2 separate regions of the Homo sapiens genome follow, and region 2 is linked to region 1. A link is a loop called in an ENCODE intact Hi-C map of the cell type or tissue named here. Cell type or tissue: ovary. All regions are shown on one strand. Links, peaks and the distances in the headings refer to the core of each region. The heading gives the core; the rest is flanking DNA. Region 1 overlaps ZNF765-ZNF761 (ZNF765-ZNF761 readthrough). Region 2 holds the start of MIR520H (microRNA 520h).

What was found. A loop is a pair of places that touch in the nucleus more often than their neighbours do. Peaks named below come from ENCODE experiments on the same cell type or tissue, not always from the same donor. Only the 100,000 strongest peaks of a DNase experiment are listed, where the experiment ranks them.
Region 2: a loop joins it to region 1, with 4 times the contacts of the local background. A loop is called at or near these places in 48 of 110 quality-filtered maps.

What each region holds. Positions count from the first base shown.
Region 1 is chr19:53,409,794-53,418,893 of GRCh38, forward strand. The region is part of intron 3 of ZNF765-ZNF761 (ZNF765-ZNF761 readthrough); the gene reads left to right. It overlaps ZNF765 (zinc finger protein 765), which reads left to right. Exons shown (of 4, transcript NM_001040185.3): 4 at 1-2,216. It also overlaps the pseudogene LOC124904793 and the pseudogene RPL39P36. Among named protein-coding and RNA genes, the nearest start is that of ZNF761, 18 kb to the right of the region's middle. In ovary, for the core only: no CTCF peak of the experiment used is centred there; no DNase peak of the experiment used is centred there.
Region 2 is chr19:53,741,693-53,750,792 of GRCh38, forward strand. It overlaps MIR520H (microRNA 520h), which reads left to right and starts at 820; the gene lies at 820-907. MIR521-1 (microRNA 521-1) reads left to right here and starts at 6,944; the gene lies at 6,944-7,030. LOC124904765 (a long non-coding RNA gene) reads left to right here. Exons shown (of 6, transcript XR_007067334.1): 2 at 453-575; 3 at 4,511-4,714; 4 at 5,214-5,452; 5 at 6,576-6,698. It also overlaps the pseudogene RNU6-982P and the pseudogene RNU6-751P. RefSeq lists a silencer at 4,239-4,451 and an enhancer at 5,510-6,108. In ovary, for the core only: no CTCF peak of the experiment used is centred there; a DNase peak (open chromatin) is centred at 4,789.

The DNA of each region.
Region 1 (9,100 bases), core at 658-8,657:
AGTGTGGCAAGACCTTTAGTCTGAAGTCATACCTTACGCACCATCGTAGACTTCATACTGGAGAGGTACCTTACAAGGATAATGAGTGTAGAAAAACCTTTCATGGGCAGTCAGCATTTTACAAATGTAATGATTGTCACCAAGTCTTGAGTAATGCTACAACTATTGCAAATCATTGGAGAATCCATAATGAAGAGAGATCCTACAAGTGTGATAAATGCAGAATAAATGCAGAAAATTTTTCAGACATCCTTCATACCTTTGCAGTTCATGGGTGAAGTCGTATTAGAAACCTTACAAATGTGAAGAATGTGATGAAGCTTTCAGATTCAAATCAAACCTTGATAGTCATAGAATTCATACTAGAGAGAAACCTTAGCAGTGTAATGAACGTGGCAAGGTTTTAAATCAAAAAGCAAAGCTTGCACATCATCATAGAATTCATACTGGAGATAAACGTTACAAATGTGAAGCATGTGACAAAGTTTACAGTCGCAAATCAAGCCTCCAAAGACAGGAGAATTCATACTGGAGAGAAAGCTTACATATGTGAAGAATGTCACCAAGTTTTCAGTCACACTCAAACCTTGAAAGACACAGGAGAATTCCTACTGGAGAGATAGCATAAAAATGTAAGAGTTTGTGACAAGGCTTTCAGGCATAATTCGCACCTGGCACAACATCCTAGAATTCACATTGGAGAGAAAGCTTACAAGTATAATGAATGTGACAGGTCTTTAGTGGGCAGTCAACACTTGTTTACCATCAGGCAATCCATGGTGTAGGGAAACTTTACTTATGTAATGATTGTCACAAAGTCTTCAGTTACACTACAACCATTGCGAATCATTGGAGAATCCATAATGAAGAGAGATCATACTAGTTTAATAAATTTGGCAAATTTTTCAGACATTGTTCATAACTTGCAGTTCATCGGCGAACTCGTACTGGAGAGAAACCTTACAAATGTCATGATTGTGACAAGGTCTCAGTCAAGCTTCATTCTATGCAAAACATAGGAGAATTCATACAGGAGAGAAACCTCACAAGTGTGATGATTGCGGCAAAGCCTTTAATTCACATTCACACCTCACTAGACATCAGAGAATGCATACTGGACAGAAATCTTATAAATGTCATCAGTGTGCCAAAGTCTTCAGTCTGAGCTCACTCCTTGCAGGATATCAGAAAATTCATTTTGGAGATAGTTGTTCCAAATACAATGTGTATAGCAAACCATCAAGCATTAATTGACACTAGAGTCAGTTCAGCATTGACTTGAGTTTGACTTAACATTGAGTTGAAGCCTTAATTGACATTAAAGTGTTTATGTTAAGAGGACTGGGCCAGGCACAGTGGCTCACACCTGTAATCTGAGCGCTTTGGGAGGCCAGCACCGGTAGATCACTTGAGTTCAGGAGTTTGAGGTCAGCCTGGCCAACAGACGTGAGCCATTTTCCCAGCCTGTTTTTTGTTTCTTTAACAAAAACTGATAGGGATTTTTTTTTTTTTTTTTGAGATGGAGTTTCACTCTTGTTGCCCAGGCTGGACTGCAATGGAGCGATCCCAGCTCACTACAACCTCCGCCTCCCAGGTTCAAGCAATTCTCCTGCCTCAGCCTCCAGAGTAGCTAGGATTACAGGCATGAGCCACCACGCCCAGCTAATTTTGTATTTTTAGTAGAGATGGGGTTTCTCCATGTTGGTTAGGCTGGTCTTGAACTCCCAGCCTCAGATGATCCACCCACCTCGGCCTCCCAAAGTGCTGGGATTACAGGCGTGAGCCACTGCGCCCAGCCCCAGTGATAAGGATTTTTATGGGTACCGTGTTGAATCTAAATCACATTGGGTTATATAATCATTTAACAATATTAATTTTTCCAAACCATAAGTATGGGTTGTAGCTCTATGTTTCTAATCATTTTGATCAATGTTTGTAGATTTCAAGGTAAAAACCTCTGACCTTTTTACGTTTATTTCTAAGTATTTCTTACTTTAAGTTCTCCAGCCAATGGAAGTGTTTTAAAATTTTCTTTTAAAGTTGTTTGTTGTTAAAAGTATGGAAATTCAACTAATTTTTGGTGCTGATACTGTATTGTGCAAATCCACTGAATATGTTACTTAGTTCCAGTAGTATTTTGGTTGACTCTTTGTGATTTTCTGCACAGAAGATCATGTCGTCTACAAACAAATATAATTTTACTTCTTTCTTTCTGATTTCGATGAGTTTGATTTCTTCTGCTATTTAATTGCTCTAGCTAGGACAGCCAGTATTGATTGAATAGAAGGGGTGAGAGCACTCTTGCATCATGTGAGATCCTCCAGGAAAGGCATTCCATTTTCCCTACTTGATTATTCACTCATTGGTCATTTCATGGATGGTCTTTCTATTGTTTAGGTAAATTTCCTTTCTATCTATTTTGTTTAGGATTTCTATGATGACTGGATTTTGAATTTTGTGAAATGCTTTTTCTCCCTCTATTAAGATGATGTGGTTTTCATCTTTCATTCTGTTCAAGTGGCATATCACATTGATTTGCTTGAATATGTTGAACCATCCTTGCATCCCAGAAATAAGTGGCACTTGAATATCTACAATCCTTTTTACATCCTCTTGAATACAGTTTTCTAGTACAAGGGATCTTGATGAAGTTCATGGAAAAATACATATTATGAGAAAATTGTGCATGAATTTCACAGTTTTTGCACCAAATTAAACTGGTACAAGTCTGTTATAACATGTCTGAACAGGCTGTAGTTGAAGGCACTCAGAAGGATAAGACATAAGTTTGAAAAGAGACTCTATCAAAGTAAAATAAATTCTGCTAAAATTGAAACAAAAAGAAACATCAAATTTATGATGAGATCAGATGCAGTGTCACCACACCCTGCTAATTTTTGTATTTTTAGTAGAGATGGGGTTTCACCATATTGGCCAGGCTGGTCTTGAACTCGTGACCTCGTGATCCACCCGCCTCGGCCTCCCAAAGTGCTGGGATTACAGGCATGAGCCACTGCACCTGGCCCACATCAGTTTTACAAAAAAAAATTAACCTTGTTTGTGCCGCAATGAAGAGGACTGACAGGTAACAGCAGAAATAGTAGTCAGGAGTTCGAGAACAGGCTGGTTAACATGGTGAAACCCCGTCTCTACTAAAAATACAAAAATTAACTGGGTATGGTGGCAGATGCCAGTAATCCCAGTTACTGGGAAGGCTGAAGCCAGAGAATCACTTGAACCTCAGAGGCAGAGGTTGCAGTGAGCCGAGATGGCGCCATTGCACTCCAGCCTGCGCAACAAGAGCGAAACTTTGTCTCAAAAAGAAAAAAAAAAAGATGTCAAGCCTCTTCTCTTCCTCTCTCCCCTTGTGGTGTGTACTTGACTCTGCCTCTCACCAGATCTTCTTATAAGACTTTCAGGATTAAGCGATTCCTGGCCAAGAAACAAAAGCAAAACCGTTCCATTCCCCAGTGGATTCAGATCAAAACTGGTAATAAAATCAGGTACAACTTTAAAAGGAGACATTGGAGAAGAATCAAGCTGGGTCTATAAGGAATTGCACGTGAGATGGCACACATATTTATGCTGTCTGAGCATTACAATCATGTTACCATATCAAGCTGAAAATGTCACCACTATCTGGAGAGTTGGACATGTTTTATTGGGAATATATTTTTTCTCTCTGAATCTGTTAGGAACATGTTGGTTGGCTGGGTTCAGTAATAAATATGTGAGGCTTTTCATTTAAAAAAAAAGTCAAATGATGTAATTGCATAGAGTACCTTAGTTTCTGTATTGCTTTTTAGGTTTTTTTTTTTTTTTTTTTAACTCCACTGGGTCAGTGGATCACACCTGTGATCCTTGCACTTTGGGAGGCTGAGGTGAGAGGATTGGCTGAGACCAGGAGTCTCCTGGGAATCTTCTCGTCTCCTGTAACCCAGTTCACGACAGACCCTTGGACTTTACTATATTGGAAAAATCTACATAAAACAATGTCAGTGTGTCAAAGCATTATGTCTGTCACAAGCTTGTGAAAGGAAAATAAAAATTACTAAGCCAAAGAGAAAAGTCAAGCTGGGAACTGCAGCAGACAAACCTGCCTTCCATTTTATTCTTAAACAAGATAGCTAGAAAGACAAAAAAAAAAAAAAAAAAGCTACATAGAGGCCGGGCACGGTGGCTCATGCCGCTAATCCCACCACGTTGGGAGGCTGAGGCGGGCGGATCACCTGAGGTTGGGACTTTGAGACCAGCCTGACTAACATGGAGATATCCCGTCTCTACTAAAAACACAAAACTTGGCAAGGCATGGTGGCACATGCCTGTCATCCCAGCTACTCGGGAGGGTGAGGCAGGAGAATCGCTTGAACCCAGGAGGCGGAAGTTGCAGTGAGCCGAGATCGCGCTACTGCACTCCAACCTGGACGACAGAGTGAGACTCCATCTCAAAAAAAAAAAAAAGAAACTTGCAGCAAACATGGTATGATATAAAAATCCTTTGCCACAGGGGAGAACCAGGTATGATAAGTTGCTACATGGAGAGCAATATGTGAGTTTCTACTCTGTCTTCGGGTGCCTTCCCAGAGATGCCCCCACATTTTCCTACAGCAGTGGGGATATAGGATGGACTGACCCTCCCCACCACACACACACACACACACACACACACACACACACACACACACACACACACACACCCCCCCCCCCCCCCCCCCCGGGGAAAAGCCCATATAAAGCAGTTCCCATTTCCCTCCACAAACTGCGGGCTCCCAGTGAAAACTACCTTATAGACTTTCTTGCAAATCCCATTCTTTTCTGGCCTTCTACGGGATGACAGGGGCCTAGAGAAGGCAGTACTGGGTGGAGTTACCTGGGTGCGCATTTGTTGGGATGTGGCATTTTATGGCTATTCTAAGGTCTGTTATCAGTTGTCTGTCTTGGGGAGAATGTGCAGTCGCCATGGTCCAATAATCCTCTATCCAAGGACCACACAGGTCACCACAGGTGCTCAATCAGTGTGATCCACATGGTGTGATGTGTGCTCTGGCAGGGCACAGATGGACACACTCAGCTCTGTCAATGTGTAAACAGGGAGTGCTGCAATGACATGGTTTATTCACAGTCACCATGGAATCTGATGTGGCATTTTAAAAAATGCGTAGATCTATTGCAACTGTTATGAAAACATCACTGATTGGCCACGCACGGTGGCTTACACCTGTAATCCCAGCACTTTGGGAGGTTGAGGCAGGCAGATCACCTGAGGTCGGGAGTTTGAGACCAGCCTGACCAACATGGTGAAACTTGTCTCTACTAAAAGTACAAAATTAGCCTGGCATGGTGGCACATGCCTGTAATCCCAGCTTCTCCAGAGGCTGAGGCAGGAGAATCACTTGAAGCCAGTTGGCAGAGGTTGGGGTAAGCGGAAATCACGCCATTGCACTCCAGCCTGGGCAACAAGAGTGAAACTCCATCTCGAAAAAAAAAAAGAAAAGAAAAAGAAAAAGAAAACATCACTGATTGGTGAAAGCTATTGAATTAGACAGAAATGTAACTCTGCAAATATATATTTAAATATTTAATAGTGAACAGAATATCTGAATGGTGTGTATATACATATATATGTTGTATGTGATTTCAGATGCAATTTTAGATATTCTATGAAATTGTGTAGGCAGAAGGATACACCTCAAACTGGTGAAAATTATGTGTAGATATAAATGACTACTTTTTATTTTAGTGTTTAAATATTTTATTACGTTTGTTGAGGTGTGTATTAACTTTCTAATGAATTACCACAGTATAGCCAGCAGTTTACTACAGCACTCATTTATTTTCTCACAGTTCACAGATGAAAAATGTGTCAGGTTTTTCTGGGTACTCTGTCTAGTCTCACCAGGCCAAAATCAAGGTCAAAGCCATGGGATCGACTCTTGAGACTGTGGGGGCAGAATTCTCTTCTAAGCTCATTCAGATTGTTGTCAGAATTCATTTCTTTCTCCTGGTCCCCATATTTTCAAAATACAGCATGTGAAATTACTCTCGTGCTCCTGAGTCCTGACTTCCTCCACTATTGCATCTCTCTGACATATATTTCTGCTTCAAGGACACATAGGACCCACCCAGATAATCCAAGATAACTTTCTTTTGTTTTGTTTTGTTTTTTGTTTTTTGTTTTTGAGACTGAGTCTGGCTCTGTCAACCAGGCTGCAGTGCAGTGGTGCCTTCTCTGCTCACTGCAACCTCTGCCTCCCAGGTTAAAGTGATTCTCCTGCCTCAGCCCCCCGAGTAGCTGGGATTACAGGCGTGCACCACCGTGCTGGCTAATTTTTATATTTTTAGTAGAGATGGGGTTTCACCATGTTGGCCAGGCTGGTCTTGAACTCCTGACCTCAAGTGATCCACCCACCTCGGCCTTTCAAAATGCTGGCATTACACACAGTTTTTTCTTTCAAAGTCAAATGAGGCCAGGCATGGTAGCGGGTGCCTTTAGTCCCACCTACTCAGGAGGCTGAGGTAGGAGGATCGCTTGAACGCAAGAGGCAGAGGATGCAGTGAGCCGAGATCGCACCAATGTACTCCCACCTGGCCGACAGAGCGAAACTCAGTCTCAAAAAATAAAATAAAATTCAAATGACTAGTAGCCTTCATTAATTAATAAATTACCAGACAAATTCCTTTTTGCAGGTAACATAAACAAGATTAGCACCAGGAGTTGGAGACCTGCCTACAACATTATAGGACCAGTAAACCTTTTTGCACTGAGAAAATAATTTGTCAATCTAGCTAGAAAATTATTACCGTCTGGGATATTTCGGTTAAGAGAAATTTGTATACTATATATTGATAAACTGTATTTGTAATACTCTATTTTACATAGTTATATAACTATACATCAATATAATTAACTATACATCAATATAATTATATAGTAATATATATTTAAATATTGGTAAACTCTACGTTTCTATGAAATTTCTATATTATTTGGTATTCAGTTGTGCTCACGTGTCCATTGATTTCTTTTCTTTTTTTTTTTTCTGAGACCAAGTCTCGCTCTGTAGCCCAGGCTGGGGAGCAGTGTTGTGATCTCAGCTCACTGCAACCTCTGCCTCGCAGGTTTGAGCAATTCTCCTCTCTCAGCCTTCCAGGTAGCTGGGATTACAGGCGCGCACCACCACGTCCAGCTAATTTTTGTCTTTTTGGTAGAGACGAGGTTTCACCATGTTGGCCAGGCCGGTCCCTAACTCTTGACCTCAGGTGATCTGCCTACCTAGGCCTCCCAAAGTGCTAGGATTACAGACGTGAGCCACTATGCCCGACCAGGTTTCTTTCATTTTTAAAAGACTTTTAAGTTCAGGGGTACATGTGCAGGTCTGTTACATAGGTAAACGTGTGTCATGGGAGTTTGTTGTACAGATCACTTCATCACCAGGATATAAATTCTAGTGCCCACTAATCATATTTCCTGATCCTCTCCCTTCTCCCACCCTATGCCCTCCAATAGGCCCCAGTGTGTGTTGTTCCCCTCTATGTATCTGTCTTCTCATCATTTACCTCCCTCTTATAAGTGAGAACATGTGGCATTTGGGTTTGTGTTCCTGTGTTACTTTGCTAAGGAAAATGGCCTCCAGCTCCATCCATGTCCCTGCAAAGGACATGATCTCGTTCTTTTTTATGGCTGCATAGTATTCCATGGTGTATAGGTACCACATTTTCTTTATCCAGTCCATGGGTGATGGGCATTTTGGTTGACTTCATGTTTGCTATTGTGAATAGTGCTGCAACGAACATACACGTGCATGCGTCTTTACAATAGAACAATTTATATTCCTTTAGGCATATATCCTGTAATGAGATTGCTGGGTCGAAGGATATATCTCTCTTTAGGTCTATTTTGTGGAAAGCAGAGTGGGAATTCAAAAATTTCTAATGTAAACTAACGGCTTCATGTTCTTCCTTTTACTTCCTTTCATGTCTTTCAAAATCCTTCTTAGGTACTTTGCCTGATTCCATTTATCTGCATATAACTTAAAAGATCAAAGGTCTAAATATTATAAGGAAATCTACTTTGGGTGGAAAGACTTCTCAGGGAGGCAGAGAATCCACTGAGACATACGTAGTGTGCGTTCAGTCCCTGATGTACCAGAGCTCAGTATTTCCTGCTTCCTTCTTGTGAGACCCTCTCTGCCTCCAGGGATCAAGGAGAAGAAAGAATCTCCCCAGACACTCCAAAATCCCTTTGGAGATGCTACCCGCGAATTAGTACATGTTTTCTTGGTAATTATAACAGGGAAATAAAAGTTTTAAAAATATAATAGCGTCCTGGCTGGGCACGGTGGCTCACGCCTGTAATCCCAGCACTTTGGGAGGCCAAGGCGGGAGGATCACGGGTCAGGAGATCGAGACCATCCTGGCTAACATGGTGAAACCCCTTCTCTACTGAAAATAGAAAAAATTAGCCGGGCGTGGTGGCGGGTGCCTGTAGTCCCAGCTATTCGGGCCACTGCATTCCAGCCTGGGTGACAGAGTGAGACTCCATCTCTAAATAAATAAATAAAAATATAGTAGCATCCTAGGACTGCACTGTCATAGCTGTGACAGGTAAAATGATCATTGCGGTTGTGACAGCAGGTGAGTACACAGAACCACAATCCCATATCTAGCAGCCTGGCTGCTGCCCTCTCATATAATACTGACTGGCATGACCAGCACACTGAGCTCACCATCCAGACAGAAGGATGGGTGAGGTGACTGTTTTATACTTCACTTTGACAGGTAGAGTATGGAATAGAAGGAGGTATATAAGAAGTCCAGATATGGCCGGGCATCGGGGCTCATGCCCGTAATCCTAACACTTTGGGAGGCCAATGGTGGGGGGGGCGGTGGATCACCTGAGGTCAGGAGTTGGAGACCAGCCTGCCCGACATGGCAAAACCCATCTGTACTAAAAATACAAAAATTAGCCGGGCTTAGTGGTGGGCCCCTGTAATCCCAGCTACTCTGGAGGCTGAGACAGGAGAATCGCTAGAACCTGGGGGGCGGAGGTTGCTGTGAGCCGAGATCACTCTACTTCACTCCAGCCTGGGCATAAGAGCGA
Region 2 (9,100 bases), core at 501-8,500, 330 kb after region 1:
TCAGCCTGCCGAATCATTGGGAATTCAGTTGCCTGCCATCAGGTCTTGCTAATTATTATTGTTTTTTTGTTTTTTTTTTTTGAGGCGGAGTTTCGCTCTTGTTGCCCAGGCTGGAGGGCAATAGCGCGATCTCGGCTCACCGCAACCTCGGCCTCCCGGGTTCAAGTGATTCTCCTGCCTCAGCCTCCCAGATAGCTGGAATTACAGGTGCCTACCACCCCACCCAGCTAATTTTTGTGTTTTCAGTAGAGATGGGGTTTCACCATGTTGGGCAGGCTGGTCTCAAACTCCTGACCTCAGGTGATCCACCAGCCTTGGCCTCCCAAAGTACTGGGATTACAGCTGTGAGCCATCACCCCTAATCTCAAATGGTCCTGTAGAGTCAGCCTAGACTGTGGTCTATCTTGGAGGATGTTTGTGTGTGAGACAATGTATATTCTTCAACATTGTAGATTCCATTTTGGATGCTTCCATCGGGACTGTGTGCCCCTGTCCTGGAACTCAGCTGAACACTTGGCTCAAAATCCATTGCTGTTCTCTGGAAATTCTGCCCTAATCTCTTGGTTAAATATAAGGTATGTGTAGTAGGCTTTGCTTTTTCTCTTTGGGGACAAAACTCAGGAGGGTTGCCCCTTGGTGAACAAGGCTAACCTGCTGAGCCTTTGAAGCAAGGAACTGGAGATGGTCCTTTTAGGGGTTTATGTTCTGGATTCCAGAAAATATGCAAACAGGGCCAATAAATGCATCTTTATTTTGTGTGTATTTTAACCTGGTCAAGGAAAATTCCAACAAGAAACCCAGAGTGCTGGAGCAAGAAGATCCCATGCTGTGACCCTCTAGAGGAAGCACTTTCTGTTTGTTGTCTGAGAAAAAACAAAGTGCTTCCCTTTAGAGTTACTGTTTGGGAAAAGCAGTGTTGAAGTTGATGCTGATGTTGGTAATATATTTGCATGCTTATCATCAGACTTGGATGATGTTGGGGTTCTGGGTTTTTTTTGTTTTCTAAGACAGGGTCTCTGTGGCCCAGGCTGGAGTACAGAGGCACTTCCAACCTAGGTCTCTTGGGCTCAAATGGTCCTTTTTGGGACAGAGTCTTGCTCTGTGACTCAGGCTGGAGTGCAGTGGTGCAATCTCAGCTCACTGCACCCTCCACCTCCTGGGTTCAAGTGATTCTCCTGCCTCAGCTTCCTGGGATTACAGGCACCTGACATCATGCCCAGCTAATATTTGTATTTTTCTTTTTTATTCATTCATTTATTTATTTTTTAGGTGGAGTCTTGCTGTTGCCAAGTCTGGAGGGCCATGGCACGATCCCGGCTGACTCCAACCTCTGTCTCTCAGGTTCAAGCAATTCTCCTGCCTCAGCCTCCTGAGTAGCTGGAATTACAGGCGCTTACCACCACGCCTGACTGCTTTTCGAATGTGTGCGTATGTGTGTGTATGTGTGTTAGAGAGAAAGAGAGAGAGAGAGATGGAGTTTCACTCTTGTTGCCCAGGCTGGAGGGCAATGACATGATCTCGGCCCATACAACCTCAGCCTCCTGGGTTCAAGTGATTCTCCTGCCTCAGCCTCCTGAGTAGCTAGGATTACAGGCATGTGCCACCACACCTGGCTAATTTTGTATTTTTAGTAGATATGGGGCTTCCCCATGTTGGTCAGGCTGGTCTCGAACTCCTGACCTCAAATGATTCACCTGCCTCAGTCTCCCAAAGTGCTGGGATTACAGGTGTGAGCCAACATGCCCGGCCTGAATTTTTTTTTTTTTTTTTTTTTTTTCAAGTAAAGACGGGGTTTCACCATGTTGACCAGGCTGGTCTCAAACCTCTGAACTCACGTGAGCTGCTCGCCTCGGCCTCCCAAAGGCATGAGCCATGGTGCGTGGCCATCAACACCTCTTACTTTATCGAAATTTTTCTGGCACTGGTATAGAACCTCACGTGGGGTCAGGTGGAGTTGAAGGGACCTCAGTGTCCCTGCAGATGGGATGAGCAAGAGCACGGAGGTGGAGTGCATGGGGCTTCAGTGTTTATTGGGGAAATGAAGCTGAAATCTTGGGTGCGTGACCAGGAAATAAATGCATGAGACGGGGGTCTCACTATGCCACCCTGGCTAAAGTGGGCTTAGATCCTCCTGCCTCTGCCCCCCGCAGTCCTTGCTAGATGGGACTACATGTGAATATTAACCCATGCACAGACAAGAAGAATGTAAGAACCATTATTTGGTTCACACCGGGCCCTCAGTTAAACTTGTATTTTAGACAAACAATGTATCTGAGATGTCCTTGAACAACAAATGATTTGCTGTTCAGGTGTGGGCATCTTTGTTTTTTCCCTAATTTTAATGATGGGACTAGTCTGGGTACGGTGGCTCCCGCCTGTAATTCCAGCACTTTGGGAGGCTGAGATAGGAGGATCACCTGAGGTCAGTTGTTTGAGACCAGCCTCGCCAACATGATGAAACCTCGTCTGAACTAAAAATATAGATATTAGCCAGACGGGGTGGTGGTGCACCCCTGCAATCCCAGCTACTCAGGAGGCTGAGGCAGGAGAATCACTTGAAGCCAGGAGGCTGAGCTTTCAGTGAGCTGAGATTGAGCCACTGCACTCCAGCCTGGGCAACAGAGTGAGACTCAGTCTCAAAAAAGTAAAAAATAGGCTGGGTGTGGGCCGGGCGCGGTGGCTCACGCCTGTAATCCCAGCACTTTGGGAGGCCGAGGTGGGTGGATCACAAGGTCAGGAGACTGAGACCATCCTGGCTAACACGGTGAAACCCTGTCTCTAGTAAAAATACAAAAAAAAAAAAAAAATTAGCCAGACGTGATGGTGTGCGCCTGTACTCCTAGCTACTCAGAAGGCTGAGGCAGGAGAATGGCCTGAGCCCGGGAGGCGGAGCTTGCAGTTAGCTGAGATCGCACCACTGCACTCCAGCCTGGGTGACAGAGCAAGACTCCGTCTCAAAAAAAAAAAAAAAAAAAAAAAGGCGGGGTGTGGTAGTGCACATCTGTAATCCCAGCATTTCGGGAGGCCAAGACAGGAATTACCTGAGGTCAGGAGTTCAAGACCAACAGGGCCAACATGGCAAAACCTCGTCTCTACTAAAAATACAAAAATTATCTGGGTGCAGTGGTACACATCTGTAATTCCGGCTACCCAGAGGCTGAGGCAGGAGAATAGCTTGAACCCAGGAGGAGGAGATTTCAGTGAGCTGAAATCACACCATTGCACTTCAGCCTGGGCCACAGAGCAAGATTGTGTCTCAAAAATAAATAAATAATAAAAATGACATAAAATCAATAAATAAAAATAAATACATAAATACAGGAACATCATTAATTTGGATGTCACCTTTGTGCAGGGGCCAGGGTAATCTCTGTCATTCCAATTTTTTTTATGTGCACTGCCAAAGCAAGCACTCATGTAGGAATTATCCTTCCTGTGAGCATATAATATATGGAACATTCTTTGAGACAGGGTCTCAAAAATATGATGTGTATTTCATCATATATATAATATAATCGTATACACACAAAATACTGTTTAAATACAGAGAATACCCTGATATCACCTTGGGTATTTTTCTTTGTTTCTGTGTGTGTGTGTGTGTGTGTGTGTGTGTGTGTGTGTGTGTTTGTTTGGTTATTTCTGAGACAAGGTCTGGCTCTATCGCCCAGGCTGGAGTGTAGTGGTGTGATCTCAACTCACTGCAACCTCCGCCCCCCACCTAAACCTGCTGAATTAGTGTCTACAGGCATGCACCAGCACACCTGGCTAACTTTTGTATTTTTTGTACATATGGGGTTACACCATGTTGCCGGGGCTGGCCTCTAACTCCTGAGCTCAGGTGATCCTCCCGCCTCAGCCCCTAAAGTGCTGGGATTAGAGGTGTGAGCCACCGCACCCCAGCCATACTTGTGTATTTCTATTCAAATTTTATTGAGGAGTTTTTACCGCCCAGCCTGTGGTCTATCCTGGAGAATGTTTGTGTGTGCGACAATGTATATTCTTCACCATCGTAGATTCCGTTTTGGATGCTCCCATCGGGACTGTGTGTCCCTGTGCTGGAACTCGAGTGAACACTTGGCTCAAAATCCACTGCTGTTCTCTAGAGATCTGTAGGGTCCAGCCCTACTGGGCCTGTGGGTTTTTCTCTTCGTGAGCAGATAGGAGAGATTGTAGAAATAAAGACACAAGACAAAGAGAGAGAAGAAAAGGCAGCTGGGCCTGGGGGACCACTACCACCAAGACGTGGAGACCGGTAGTGGCCCCGAATGCGTGGCCGCGCCGTTATTTATTGTATACGAGGCAAAAGGGCAGGGTAAGAAGTGTGAGTCTTCTCTAATGATAGGTAAGATGACGCGAGTCACGTGTCCACCGGACAGGGGGCCCCTTCCCTATTTGGTAGCTTAGGCGGAGAGAGATTGGGGACAGCTTACGTCATTATTTCTTCTATGTATTTCTCGGAGAGATCAAAGACTTTAATACTTTCACTTATTCTGCTACCGTTATCTAGAAGGCGGAGCCAGGTGTGCAGAGCGGAACGTGAAAGTGGACCAGGAGCGTGACCGCTGAAGCACAGCATCACAGGGAGACGTTTAGGCCACCAGACGGCTGCGGGCGGGCTTGACTGATGTCAGGCTTTCCACAAGAGGTGGTGGAGCAGAGTCTTCTCTAACTCCCCTGGAGAAAGGGAGACTCCCTCTCCGGGTTTGGGAAGGTAAGGGGGTCCTTCCCAGGCACTGGCGCTACCGCTGTGCTAAGTGACGGGTGCCTTCCCCCTGGTGTTACCGCTGGACCAGGGAGCCCTCTAGTGGCCGTGTCCGGGCATGACAGAGGGCTCACGCTCTTGTCTTCTGGTCGCTTCTCACCGTGTCCCTTCAGCTCCTATCTCTGTATGGCCTGGTTTTCCCTAGGTTATGATTGTAGAACAAAGATTATTATAATATTGGAATAAAGAGTAATGCTACAAACTAATGATTAATAATATTCATATATAATCATATCTATAATCTATTTCTAGTATAACTAGTCTTATTCTATATATTTTCTTTGTTATACTGGAACGGCTTGTGGTGAGTTTCTTTATTATACCGGAACAGCTTGTGCCTTCGGTCTCTTGCCTCGGCACCTGGGTGGCTTGCCACCCACAGAAATCCTGCCCGTTTCTCTTGGTTAAATATAATGTATTTCTAGTAGGCATTGCTTCTTCTTTCCAGAGACAAAACTCAGGAGGATTGTGCTATGATAAACAAGGCTAACCTGCTGATTCTCTGAAGCAAGGAACTGGAGATGGTCCTTCTAAGGGTTTATATTCTGGATTCCAGGAAACATGCAAACAGGACCCATAAATGCATCTTTATTTTGGTGCCCATTTTGACCTGGTCAGGAGAATTCCAACAAAAAATCCACGGTGTTGGAGCAAGATCTCAGGCTCTCAGGCTGTGGCCATCTAGAGGTAAGAAGCACTTTCTGTTGTCTTAAAGAAAAGAAAGTCCTTTTTTTTTTTTTTTTTTTTTTTTGAGACAATGTCTCGCTCTGTCGCCCAGGCTGGAATGCAGTGGCGTGATCTTGGCTCACTGCAAGCTCCGCCTCCCGGGTTCATGCCATTCTCCTGCCTCAGCCTCCTGTGTAGCTGGGACTACAGGCGCCCGCCACCAAGCCCGGCTAATTTTTTGTATTTTTAGTAGAGACGGGGTTTCATCTTGTTAGGCAGGATGGTCTCGATCTCCTGACCTCATGATCCACCCGCCTCGGCCTCCCAAAGTGCTGGGATTACAGGCGTGAGCCACCACGCCCGCCCAGAAAGTGCTTTCTTTCAGAGGGTTACGGTTTGAGAAAAGCAGCATTGAAGTTGACGCTGATCTTGGTAATACATTTGCAGAGCATGCTTATGGTCAGACGTGGATGATGGTGGGGTTTTGTTTTTGTTTTGTTTTTTATCTGAGACAGGGTGTCTCTGTTGCCCAGGCTGGAGTGCAGTGGCACATCCAACCTAGATCTCTTGGGCTCAAGTGGTCCTCTTTTTGAAACAGAGTCTCACTCTGTTACCCTGGCTGGAGTTCAGTGGCAGGAACTTGGCTCACTGCAATCTCTGTCTCCTGGGTTCAAGCAATTCTCTGGCCTCAGCCTCCCGAGCAGGGTTACAGGCATGTGCCACCACGCCCGGCTAATTTTTGCATTTTTTTAATTGATTTATTTGTTTGTTGTTGAGACAGTCTCACTCTGTTGCCCAGGCTGTAGTGCAGTGGTGTGATCTCAGCTCACCGCAACCTCCACCTCCCATGTCAGCCTCCTGAATACCTGTCTCCAGGCATGCACCCCCACACCTGGCTAACTTTTGCATTTTTTGTACAGATGAGGTTTCACCATGTTGCCCAGGCTGGTCTTGAACCCCTGAGCTCAAGTGGTCCTCCCACCTCGGCCTCCTAAACTGCTGTGATTAATGGTGTGAGCCACCGTGCCACACCCGTACTTGTTTGTTTCTGCTCAAATTGTATTGAGGAGCTTTTACATCCTAGTCTGTGGTCTATCCTGGAGGATGTTTGTGTATATAACAATGTACATTTTCAACATTTTAGATTCCATTTTGGATGCTCCCATCGGGACTGTGTGTCCCTGTGCTGGAACTCGAGTGAACACTTGGCTCAAAATCCATTGCTGTTCTCTAGAAATCCTGCCCTATTCTCTTGGTGAAATATAAGGTATGTCTAGTCGGCATTGATTTTTCTTTCTGGAGACAAAACTCAGGAGGGTTGCCCCTGCATGAACAAGGCTAACCTGCTGAGCCTTTGAAGCAAGGAACTGGAGATGGTTTTTTTAGGGGTTTATATTCTGGATTCCAGAAAACATGCAAACAGGGACAATGAATGCATCTTTATTTTTCTGTCCATTTTAACCTGGTAAACGAAAATTTCACCAAAAAACCCAGAGTCCTGGAGCAAGAAGATCTCAGGCTGTGACCCTCCAAAGGGAAGAACTTTCTGTTGTCTAAAAGAAAAGAACGCACTTCCCTTTAGAGTGTTACCGTGTGAGAAAAGCAACGTTGAAGCTGATGCTGATCTTGGTAATAAGTTTGCAGAGCCTGCTTATCATCAGACTTGGACGACGGTGTAGTTCTGTTTTGGTTTTGAGTTTTTTGTTTGTTTGTTTTGTTTTGCTTTTGAGATGGAGGCTTGCTCTGTCGCCCAGGCTGGAGTGCAGTGGCGTGTTCTCAGCTCACTGCAACCTCCGCCTCCCAGGTTCACGCCATTCTTCTGCCTCTTGAGTAGCTGGGACTACAGGCGCCCGCCACCACGCCTGGCTAATTTTTTGTATTTTTAGTAGACACAGAGTTTCACTGTGTTAGCCAGGATGGTCTTGATCTCCTGACCTTGTGATCCACCCGCCTTGGCCTCCAAAAGTGCTGGGATTACAGGCGTGAACCACTGCGCCCGGCCTTAATTTTTGTATTTTTAGTAGAGACAGGAGGCTGAGCTTTCAGTGAGCTGAGTTCGTTCCACTGCACTCCAGCCTGGGCAACAGAGTGAGACTCCATCTCAAAAAAATAAAAAATAGGCCGAGCGTGGTGGCACATGCCTGTAATCCCAGCCCTTTGGGAGGCCGAGACAGGTGGATCACCTGAGGTCAGGAGTTAAAGGCTGGCTGGGCCAACAAGGCAAAACCTCGACTCTACTAAAAATACAAAATTACACCTGTAATCTTAGCTGCTTGGGGGGCTGTGGCAGAAGAACCTCTTGAACCCAGGAAGAGGAGATTGCAGTGAGACGAAATCATACCATTGCACTCTAGCCTGGGCGACAGAGCGAGATTCTGTCTCAAAAAATAAATAAGTAGGGCAGACAGGGTGGCTCACGTCTGTAATCCCAGCACTTTGGGAGGCAAGGCGGGTAAATCACAAGGTCAGGAGTTCGAGACCAGCCTGGCCAACATGGCGAAACCCCATCTCTACTAAAAATACAAAAAAGTAGCTGGGCATGGTGGCTGGCACCTGTAGTCCCAGCTACTTGGGAGGCTGAGGCAGGAGAATCGTGTGAACCCAGGAAGCGGAGGTTGCAGTGAGCCGAGATCGGGCCATTGCACTCCAGCCTGGGCGACAGTGCGAGACTCTGTATCAAAAATAAGTAAATAAATAAACAAAATAAAAGTAAAAAGAATTAAATAGATAAATATGGTACCATTATGAATTTGAGTGTCACCTTTGTGCAGGGGTCATGGTAATCTTTGTTATTTCAATTTTTTTATGCGTATTGCCAAAGCAAGCACATATGCGTAGGAATTATACTTCCTGTGAGAATACAATATATGGAGCTTTCTTTTTTGTTTTTTCTGTTTGTTTGTTTTTTGAGACACAGTTTCACTCTTGTTGCCCAGGCTGGAGTGCAATGTCACGATCTCAGCTCACGGCAACCTCTGCCTCCTGGGTTCAAGCGATTCTCCTGCCTCAGCCTCCCAAGTAGCTGGGATTGCTTGCATGTGCCACCAAGCCTAGCTAATTTTTTGTATTTAGAGTAGAGATGGGGTTTCTCCATGTTGGTCAGGCTGGTCTCGAACTCCTGACCTCAGATGATCCATCCACCTCAGCCTCCCAAAGTGCTGGGATTACAGATGTGAGCCACCATGCCCGGCCATGATATATTTTTATATATGTAATATCACATACACACAAAATACTCTTCTATGCACAGAGAATAGTCTTATATCACTTTGGGTATTTGTGTGTGTGTGTGTGTGTGTGTGTGTGTGTGTGTGTGTGTGTGTGTTTTGTTTGGTTGGTTATTTTTGAGACAAGGTCTGGCTCTGTCATCCAGGCTGGAGTGTAGTGGTGTGATCTCAGCTCACTGCAACCTCCACCCCCGACCTAAGCCTACTGAATTAGTGTCTACAGGCACGCACTACCACACCTGGCTCACTTTTGTATTTTTTGTACACATGGGGTTTCACAATGTTGCCGGGGCTGGTCTCAAACTCCTGTGCTCAGGTGATCCTCCCATCACGGCCTCCTAAAGTGCTGGAATTAGAGGTGTGAGCCGCCACGCCCCACCTGTACTTGTGTATCTCTGTTCAAATGTTACTGAGGAGCTTTTACAGCGTAACCTGTGGTCTA